2 separate regions of the Homo sapiens genome follow, and region 2 is linked to region 1. A link is a contact called in ENCODE Hi-C or POLR2A ChIA-PET data. All regions are on one chromosome and are shown on one strand. Each heading gives the region's core, a stretch centred on a gene start or an enhancer-like site at or near the end of the contact. The rest is flanking DNA. Distances are from core to core; before and after follow the strand shown. Region 1 overlaps NID1 (nidogen 1). Region 2 has its middle 21 kb from the start of LYST.

Region 1 (4,227 bases), core at 1,448-3,947:
CCGCGCCCAGCCTGATTTATTGTCTTTAATGTCAGCCAAGCCCTTGACCAAGGCAGGTGTGGTGCTCTTCCTCTCTGTCCCATAGCAGCCTGTCCAGACCACAGCCAGCCGCTTCTCCCACTGTGCCACTGACCAGGGCCCTCATCTTTTGCACTAGCCTGTACAATCAAGGACTCTCCTATTTAGCCCTTGCAGGGCGCCTGGCTGATGGCAGCTTTCACTAAATGCTTATAACACTAGTGAGTAAGTGCTTCACGTGTCCATGGGGCTCTTGACCTGAAGCGTATGATGACTACAGTGATTTTAAAAGCCCTGCTGTGGTAGAATTTTGGGAGAGGAAGGCAGCTGGGAGCCAAGAGCTGCTCCAGGAAACAGGTGTGATGAAACTCAACAATGCAGTTTCACACTGTGACAGAAGAGACTGCACACAGAGGAGGAGTGCAAGCTCTCTTCCATGCTGGTTTACGACCTTTCTGTTTTCCCTTCTTTGTTTGCCTTTTCCTAACTGCGAGTTCAGTGCCCCTCCCTGGCCATTCGTCTTCCTCTCTAGCCCTGTGAGAATGGGGGTAAATGTTGGGAAGGGACATGAAGAGAGTTCATAAGTAAAGAAAGCTGTTATCACCGTTATTGCTGTTGCTATCACTATTATTAGTAGTGTTGTTCTTAGTGGCCCCTAGGAACATGAGGATGAAGACCATGTCAGATGGACATTGCCCCCTTGACTTGTAAATTCTCCTTCTTGGAAATTTGGCAGTCTTGCTTGGACTAACAAGTGTCTATTTGGCAGTGAATGAGATGGGGCTATAAGCCAGCAAAATCTCAAAGCCAGGCTGGGCGTGGTGGCTCAAGCCTGTAATCCCAGCACTTTGGGAGGCCGAGGCGGGTGAATCACGAGGTCAGGAGTTCGAGACCAGCCTGGCCAACATCATGAAACCCCGTCTCTACTAAAAATACAGAAAATTAGCTGGGCGCAGTGGCAGGCGCCTGTAATCCCAGCTACTTGGGAGACTGAGGCAGGAGAATCGCTTGAACCCGGGAGGCAGAGGTTGCGGTAAGCTGAGATTGCACCACTTCACTCCAGGCCGGGCGACAGTGATATTCTGTCTCCAAAAAAAAAAAAAAAAAATCTCAAAGCCAGCAGAGACCAGGGACTGTTCACTGCACCTGAGTGACCTTGTCCAGAGATGTGTGTCCCAGAGGTGCATGCTCAGAACCCGTGTAGGCCCTGGGAGTAGCTGCCTCTGTAGTGGGGCGTGGACTCTGTGCAGGAAGATGCTGAATAAATAGCACCTTCCCAAACAAGTTCCATTCTGAGTAGCCCATGGGTTCTCCCACGGTTGCATGTCGTCTCTTTCCAGAGAGTCTTGACATCTGTGAGCACCTCCCCTCTCTCCACTCTATTGAGTATATGAGAGGCTACAATTGTCATTTATTTGAATGAACACAGAGAAACCAATTTAATCAAGCAAGGGAATGGAATGCAAATCCAAGGTCAAGAATGTACTTTCTTCTTAGTTCTCCTTCTTGTAAACCAAAAAGTATCTGAGACAGGTCTCAATCAATTTAACAATTTATTTTGCCCAAGTTAAGGAGATGCCTGTGACACAGCCTCAGGAGGTCCTGATGTCGTATGCCCAAGGTGGTCAGGCTACAGCTTGGTTTTATAGATCTTAGGGAGACATAAGACATCAATCAATACAGGTAAGATGTATGTTGGTTTGGTCCAGAAAGGTGGGACAACTGGGAGCCAAGTGTAGGAGGGAGAGCTTCCAGGTCATAGGCAGATTCAAAGATTTTCTGATTGTCAATTGGTTGAGTTATTATCTAAAAACCTGGAACCAATAGAAAGGAATGTCTGGGTTATGATAAGGGCTTGTGGAGACCAAGGTTTAGTCATGCAGATGAAGCCTCCAGGTAGGCGGCTTCAGAGAGAACAGATTGTAGATGTTTCTTATCAGACTTAAAGAGTCTGTTCTGCCAGGTTTTGTTGTTGCTGTTGTTGTTGTTGTTGTTTTAATTGAGATAGAGTCTCGCTCTGTCACCCAGGCTGGAGTGCAGTGGCGCAATCTCAGCTCACTGCAACCTCCACTCCCTGGGTTCAAGAGATTCTCGTGCCTCAGCCTCCCAAATAGCTAGGATTACAGGCGCCCATCACCACGCCCAGCTAATTTTTGTATTTTTAGTAGAGATGGGGTCTCACCACATTGGCCAGGCTGGTCTCAAACTCCTGACCTCAAGTGATCCACCCGCCTCAGCCTCCCAAAGCGCTGGGATTACAGGCGAGAGCCACAGGGCCCGGCCTGTTCTTTCAGTCTTAAGGTCCATGTTGATGTTAATGGTAATGAGACGTGGCCAACCCTCCCCTTCCTCTCATGGCCTGAAGTAGTTTCATAGGTTGACTTTGGAATGCCCTCGGCTGAGAGGAGGGGTCCATTCCGATGGTAGGCGGACTTGGAATTTTATTTTTGGTTTACACTCTGTTTCATTTTCCTCTCATTCTCTTTGTCCCCCCACCTTGAGAAAAGTCACCCCAGACTTCCTGCCACTCCTCAGATAAGTATCAGGTCTTGAATGCTTTCTTCCCTAGCAGCTCGAACTAGATGAGTAAGAAGACGCTTGTCTGAGTCATCAATGTATCAACCAGAAACAAGCTCAGGAAATGCGTCTTTAGCATCCCCACTACCCCCACCCCATCCACCAGGCCTTTAATGGAAAGTTTCCCATGGGGGCCAGGGACACTCAGCAGGGGACTCTCCCTAGAGCCCCTGGGCTGCTCCCACTGTCTGCTGGCCCAGAAAGTCCACCGAGATCACAGCTTTTTATAAACTCACTTGAGATTCTATTTCCTGAGTACAGTTGAGGTTCCCCCTCCTTTTTACAAGTTCAAGATACAGTACTTCAAAGTTCCACTGTAAATTCTAGAGCCCTTGAGATTTTCTATGCTGACCAAATACTTTGTTAACACAACTCTGTCGGCCACATAAAATGGAACAACGCTTACTGCATGAAAAGTTTTGTTTGGTTGACAGCACACAGGACACCAGTTTTGTTTTCTAACTGGAAAAGCACCACCACATGCAGATGTGATTGGTAGGAAAATGGGGCTCTGGATGCACAGGTAATTTTGGTGAATGAGCTAAGGTACTGTGTGTACATCGCTGTTGTCGTAACAGGTTCAATGTGAGGGAGCCGTCTAAGCACTGGCAATGTGGACGCCAGATGCCAGACCAGAAGGGCGGGGCTAGACCACAAACCCAGAGACCTAGGTTCTCGTTAGAACTGAGCCACCAACCAGTGCTGTGGCCTGAAGGAGTCTCTGAGCCACCAACCAGTGCTGTGGCCTGAAGGAGTCTCAACTTCTCTGAGTTTCAGTTTTCTCATTTGGTGTAAAAACTGCAGTTGCTTATCACATAGGATTGCAATGAGAATCAAATGAAACATATCTGTGAATGGAAACAGCTTATATGAAAACTCTAAAACCCTATGCCAACGTAAAATTTTGTGGAAGTAAACACGTTTTACATTCAAGAGTGAACAAAACCAGATTTTTTTTTTTTGAGACAGAGTTTTGCTCTTGTCGTCCAGGCTGGAGTGCAATGTCACAATCTTGGCTCACTGCAACCTCTGCCTCCTGGGTTCAAATGATTCTCCAGCCTCAGCCTCCCGAGTAGCTGGGATTACAGGCACCCGCCACCACACCCAGCTAGTTTTTGTACTTTTAGTACAGACGGGGTTTCTCCATGTTGGCCAGGCTGGTCTCAAACTCCTGACCTCAGGTGATCCACCCACCTCGGCCTCCCAAAGTGCTGGGATTACAGGCGTGAACCAACGTGCCCAGCCAGACATTTTTTATTCTAACCAGATGGCTTGCTTGTATCTTTGTTTGGTGCTTCCTACTTCAAATGTTTTGTTTTGTTTTTTATATTAATTAGCCTCTGGGACAAAAGAAAAGCATGCATGGTTTTGTCTTGCTGGGTTCAACAAATACTTTTCTGGCATGCTAACTGCTTCTCACCAAGGGAGCAACCACGTTAAGCAAACCAACATGAGAACTGGCAACACAGACAAAGGTACTTCAAATATTCACTGGCAACACACTTATGGAATGTCACTGTGTCTGCTTTGCGAGGATCCAGTCGCAAATGAACATCTGGGTGCAGAGCTCGAAATGTCTCTGTGTGCCTTGTCTCGTCACCTCCCACTGACTCCTCAAACAGTCCTGTGAGA
Region 2 (4,330 bases), core at 559-3,058, 110 kb after region 1:
AAAGTGCTGGGATCACAGGCCTGAGCCACCACGTCCAGCCTTTTATTTATTTTTTTGAAACAAGGTCTCACTCTGTTGCCCAGGATGGAGTGCAGCGGTGTGCCATCACGGCTCACTGTAGCTTCGACCTCCCCAGGCTCAGGTGATCCTCCCACCTCACCCTCCCAAGTAGCTGGAACTGCAGGCATGGGCTACCACACCAGGCTAATTTTTGTACTTTTTTGTAAAGACAGGGTTTCACCAAGTTGCCCAGGCTAGTGTCAAACTCCTGGGCTCAAGCATTCTGCCTGCCTCGACCTTCCAAAGTGCTGGGATTACAGGTGTGAGCCACTGGAGGGGAACCACCCCATCTTTTTTTTTTTTTTTTTTTTTTTTTTTTTGCTGTTTGTTGTTGTTGTTGTTTGTTTGCTTTTCTGTTTTGAGCCAGAGTTTTGCCCTGTCACTCAGGCTGGAGTGCAATGGAGCAGTTTTGGCTCACTGCAACCTCTGCCTCCTAGGATCAAGTGATTCTCCCATCTCAGCCTACCGAGTAACTGGAATTACAGGTGCCCGCCACCATGCCTGGCTAATGGTTGTATTTTTAGTAGAGACAGGGCTTCATGATGTTGGCCAGGCTGGTCTTGAACTCCTGACCTCAGGTGATCCAACCGCCTCGGCCTCCCAAAGTGTTGGGATTACAGGCGTGAACCACCGCGCCCAGCCTTTTTTTGTTGTTGTTTTGTGAGATGGAGTCTCGCTCTGTTGCCCAGGCTGAAGTGCAATGGTGCAATCTCAGCTCACTGCAACCTCTGCCTCCCGGGTAAAAGCAATTCTCCTGTCTCAGCCTCCCGAGTAGCTGGGATTACAGGCACACACCACCATGCCCAGCTAATTTTTGTATTTTTAATAGAGACGGGGTTTTACCATGTTGGTCAGGCTGGTCTCAAACTCCTGACCTCAGGTGATCCACCTGCCTTGGCCTCCCAAAGTGCTGGGATTACAGGTGTGAGCCACCGCACCTGGTCACAATGTAACCATTTTTAAGTGCACAGTTCGGTGTCATTAAGTATATTCACATTCTTGTGCAAACCTCACCACTATCCATCTCCAGACTTTCTCCTCTTCCCAAACGGAAACTTTGTACCCACTAAACAACTCCCCATCCCCTTCTCCCAGCAGCCCCTGGCAACCACCATTCTACTTCCTGTCTCTATTAATTTGACTCCTCCAGGTACCTCATATAAGTATAATCATACAATATTCATCCTTTTGTGACAGGCATGTTTTACTTATCATAACATCCTCAGTGTTTATTCATGTTGCAGCATGTCTCAGAATCTCTTCTCTTTTTAAGGTTGGATAATATTCTATGATATGGATACCTCACATTTTGTTATATTAATCCACTGAGGGACACTGGGGTTGCTTCCACCTTTTGACTACTGTGAATAACGCTGCTTTAGACATTACTGTACAAGTATCTATTTGAGATTCTACTTTCGATTCTTTTGAGTACATCCCCAGAAGTGGAATTACTGGATCATATGGTAATTCTATGTTTAACTTTCTAAGGAATGGCCTTTTTATAGCAAGAAAGGGTTCTAGGGTGTGGGGGGTGGTGAGGAGGAGGGATGGTAGTTCCGAGAATCGAGATTACTTCAACATTCGTAAGAACCTCAAGGATGGTAGGTTGGAGGGATCTGAAAGTTAGTGTAGCACAGCTGCCTTCTAACACCTACAGACTCACTTCTGTGCGGCTTCCTTCTAGGGCTGAAATGCTCTGAGGTCTCCCTGTGCTGCCTTTACCTCTCGTGGCCACAGAGATAACATGAATCTGTCTGCTTTGTGACAGCCCTCAGGCCTCGGAAGACAGCTTTCTTGTCTCCCTGTCTTTTGTCTTCTAGAGAAAGCTTTGGGCTTTAATTTTTTTTTTTTTTTTTTTTTTTTTTTTGGTAGAGACAAGGTCTTGCTATGTTGCCCAGGCTGGTCTCAAACTCAAGGCCTCAAGTGATTCTCCTGCTTAAGCCTTCCAAAGTGCTGAGATTACTGGCATGAGCCACCATGGCCAGCCTGCTGTTTTTTAACTGTTCCTCCTATGACTCAGTTTTAAGACTCCTTATCCTAGGTACTCTCTGAATGAGTTAATTTCTGTACAATACTTATAAGAGTGGTACTCTAAGCGGAATGAAATACCCCTGGCAAAGTCCAAGCAGCATGGCCTAGAGAGAGTTTATCACTTCCTTTATTCTAAAGCGGGGCATCAAATGACTGCTTGGGCAGGGCAGGGAACAGAAAGGTGCAAGTCAGGCCTCTATGAGACAGCTGGGATGGGTAAAACCCAGGGTTAAATGGGAAGCATGTTGGCTTGCAAAGGTATTTACCTGGACAACAACAGCAGCCCCAACCAAAGAGAGGATTTACCCTAAGAAGAAACCATCCAGCCCACTGTTTCCTTTATTTTTTGATAGGTAGGTAAAAGGTGGATGAAGGACTGCAACCATCACAATGTGGCCTCATATGGAGCTTGCTTTCAACTAAAACCCTGAACACCTTTTCCCACAAGTGCTGCAAAATACCTCCCACCTATTCTTTACTCAAACCATTGATGTTTTCGACTCAACGGCAGGGCCTGACATGGCACTGACCTCTACTAAATGCCATGTTAGAATGATCTCATCTCTTTAACCCTTCAAGACTTGTCTAGTCTTATTCTGCCATCCTGTGTATTTAGTCCATCTCCCAACTTTATATCTTAGCTTGTCAATGCTTCTTAGCAATGATGAAGGAATTTTAGGAGCTTAATTGACTTTTTCAGTCCTCTCCATAAATTAGTGTGGTATGTACCACCTCAGCTGGACAGTTGCTCTTATATCTTTCATATTGAGCTGATTTCTGAACTCTCCCAAACAGCCAAGCATAGAATGAAGCCTTGTGAAGGATCACAACTTGAAGTCTGTCTTCCACTTCACAACTTCCCATAACTTCTGACATATTTTTAATATGCCATTCTCTCTTCTCTAATAAGAATGGCAGACACCCTGTGAGTAGGCTATAATATTTAATGAGTTACTATGTTTGCCTGTGGATATTTTTAAAGGAATACAGTAACTCTTTAGGAGACAAATGCTTTTTTCCTCCTTGAATAGAATGCCAAGTAAAATTTGGGTAAATTTATAAATATTTCTTTTTTTTTTTTTTGAGATGGAGTTTCACTCTTGTTGCCCAGGCTTGAGTGCAATGGCACGATCTCCACTCACTGCAACCTCCACCTCCCAGGTTCAAGCAATTCTCCTGCCTCAGCCTCCAGAGTAGCTGGAATTATAGGCATGCGCCACAGCGCCCGGCTAATTTTGTATTTTTAGTAGAGACGGGGGTTTCTCCATGTTGGTCAGGCTGGTCTTGAACTCCCAACCTCAGGTGATCCACCCACCTCGGCCTCCCAAAGTGCTGGGATTACAGGCGTGAGCCACTGCACCTGGCCTATAAATGTTTCTTTAACAAATAAACATGGTGGGGGCAGTCAGACCTATATTATCCACCTTATTTTTCTTTTTGCCTTGATTACCAGCAATCTAGGCCAAATTCAGAGCCCAGATAATTGGCTCATCTCAGGCAATTTGTTATATTCACCCCATTTACAGAGCCCCTAGTGTATTTTTTATCTTAAATTACCCTAGTTTTGGAATCGGTATCAACTTTCTCAAGCCAGTTAGTATCACTCTGCACATCACAAGAATATTTAAGTAAACGGTAGCCACTCAGAAAGGATTTCTGTCTTCCAAATGAATCATTTGCATCCTGCTCATTAACAAGGGCCTCTAAGTTCATAATAAGGCCAAGATATATTTTTTTCCAAAACGTCTTCAAGAGGAAAATATTAATTCAGTACATCAAGTTATGATAGGTGATCTAACAACATTAGTAGAATTAAATGAGGCAGGAAGTGCCATGAGAAATGCAAGTAACACTTAGAGAGGTAAAGCCTTCACAGCTCTTCAAAATGCTTCAGGGGCTTTTTAATAATATGTGTTACAGCACGAAACAGAGCTAACCCACATTTCAAAGGAAAGAAGGCCTTTTTCTCCTAAAGGTATATGTTCACAGTGACTTTATTATCCACAGCATTCAGCCAGTTTTCATGTTGGATAGATAAAGAACTTTCTCTCAATACCTTTGACCCTTAACATCTCTGCTGGGTGTGAGTTAAACTCAGCTGATGTGAGAACAGTAAATATAGTCAAACCCACACTCTTTACATTGAGTGCAGCTGGGGGAATTCATCGACATGGCCTAAACAGTGATAAAAAGGGACTGCAATAATGATGTATTGAAGAAATATTTATCAAGAACC

What was found. A loop is a pair of places that touch in the nucleus more often than their neighbours do. ChIA-PET counts read pairs that join two places held with the same protein, here RNA polymerase II (POLR2A). Pooled maps may share reads with other maps.
Region 2: a loop to region 1 is called in a map of naive thymus-derived CD4-positive, alpha-beta T cell, with 5 times the contacts of the local background. The contact joins two enhancer-like sites. A Hi-C loop is called at or near these places in 2 of 168 maps with a recorded cell type or tissue (GM12878 and naive thymus-derived CD4-positive, alpha-beta T cell), 8 of 37 single-sample maps with no recorded cell type and 13 of 50 pooled maps. POLR2A ChIA-PET finds 5 or more read pairs at or near these places in 7 of 52 experiments (B cell, BJ, T-cell and 4 more).

The regions. Positions count from the first base shown.
Region 1 is chr1:235,998,006-236,002,232 of GRCh38, reverse strand. All of the region lies in intron 12 of NID1 (nidogen 1), which reads left to right. Among named protein-coding and RNA genes, the nearest start is that of LINC02768, 28 kb to the right of the region's middle. RefSeq lists enhancers at 73-781, 2,747-2,816, 2,857-2,906, 1,808-3,007. Within about 2 kb of position 2,697, at least 13 of the 41 ENCODE cell types and tissues checked have a DNase peak (open chromatin) inside an H3K27ac peak, as active enhancers do; they include GM12878, where a contact is called at or near this core.
Region 2 is chr1:235,885,694-235,890,023 of GRCh38, reverse strand. No RefSeq gene overlaps it. Among named protein-coding and RNA genes, the nearest start is that of LYST, 21 kb to the right of the region's middle. Within about 2 kb of position 1,808, at least 5 of the 41 ENCODE cell types and tissues checked have a DNase peak (open chromatin) inside an H3K27ac peak, as active enhancers do; they include GM12878, where a contact is called at or near this core.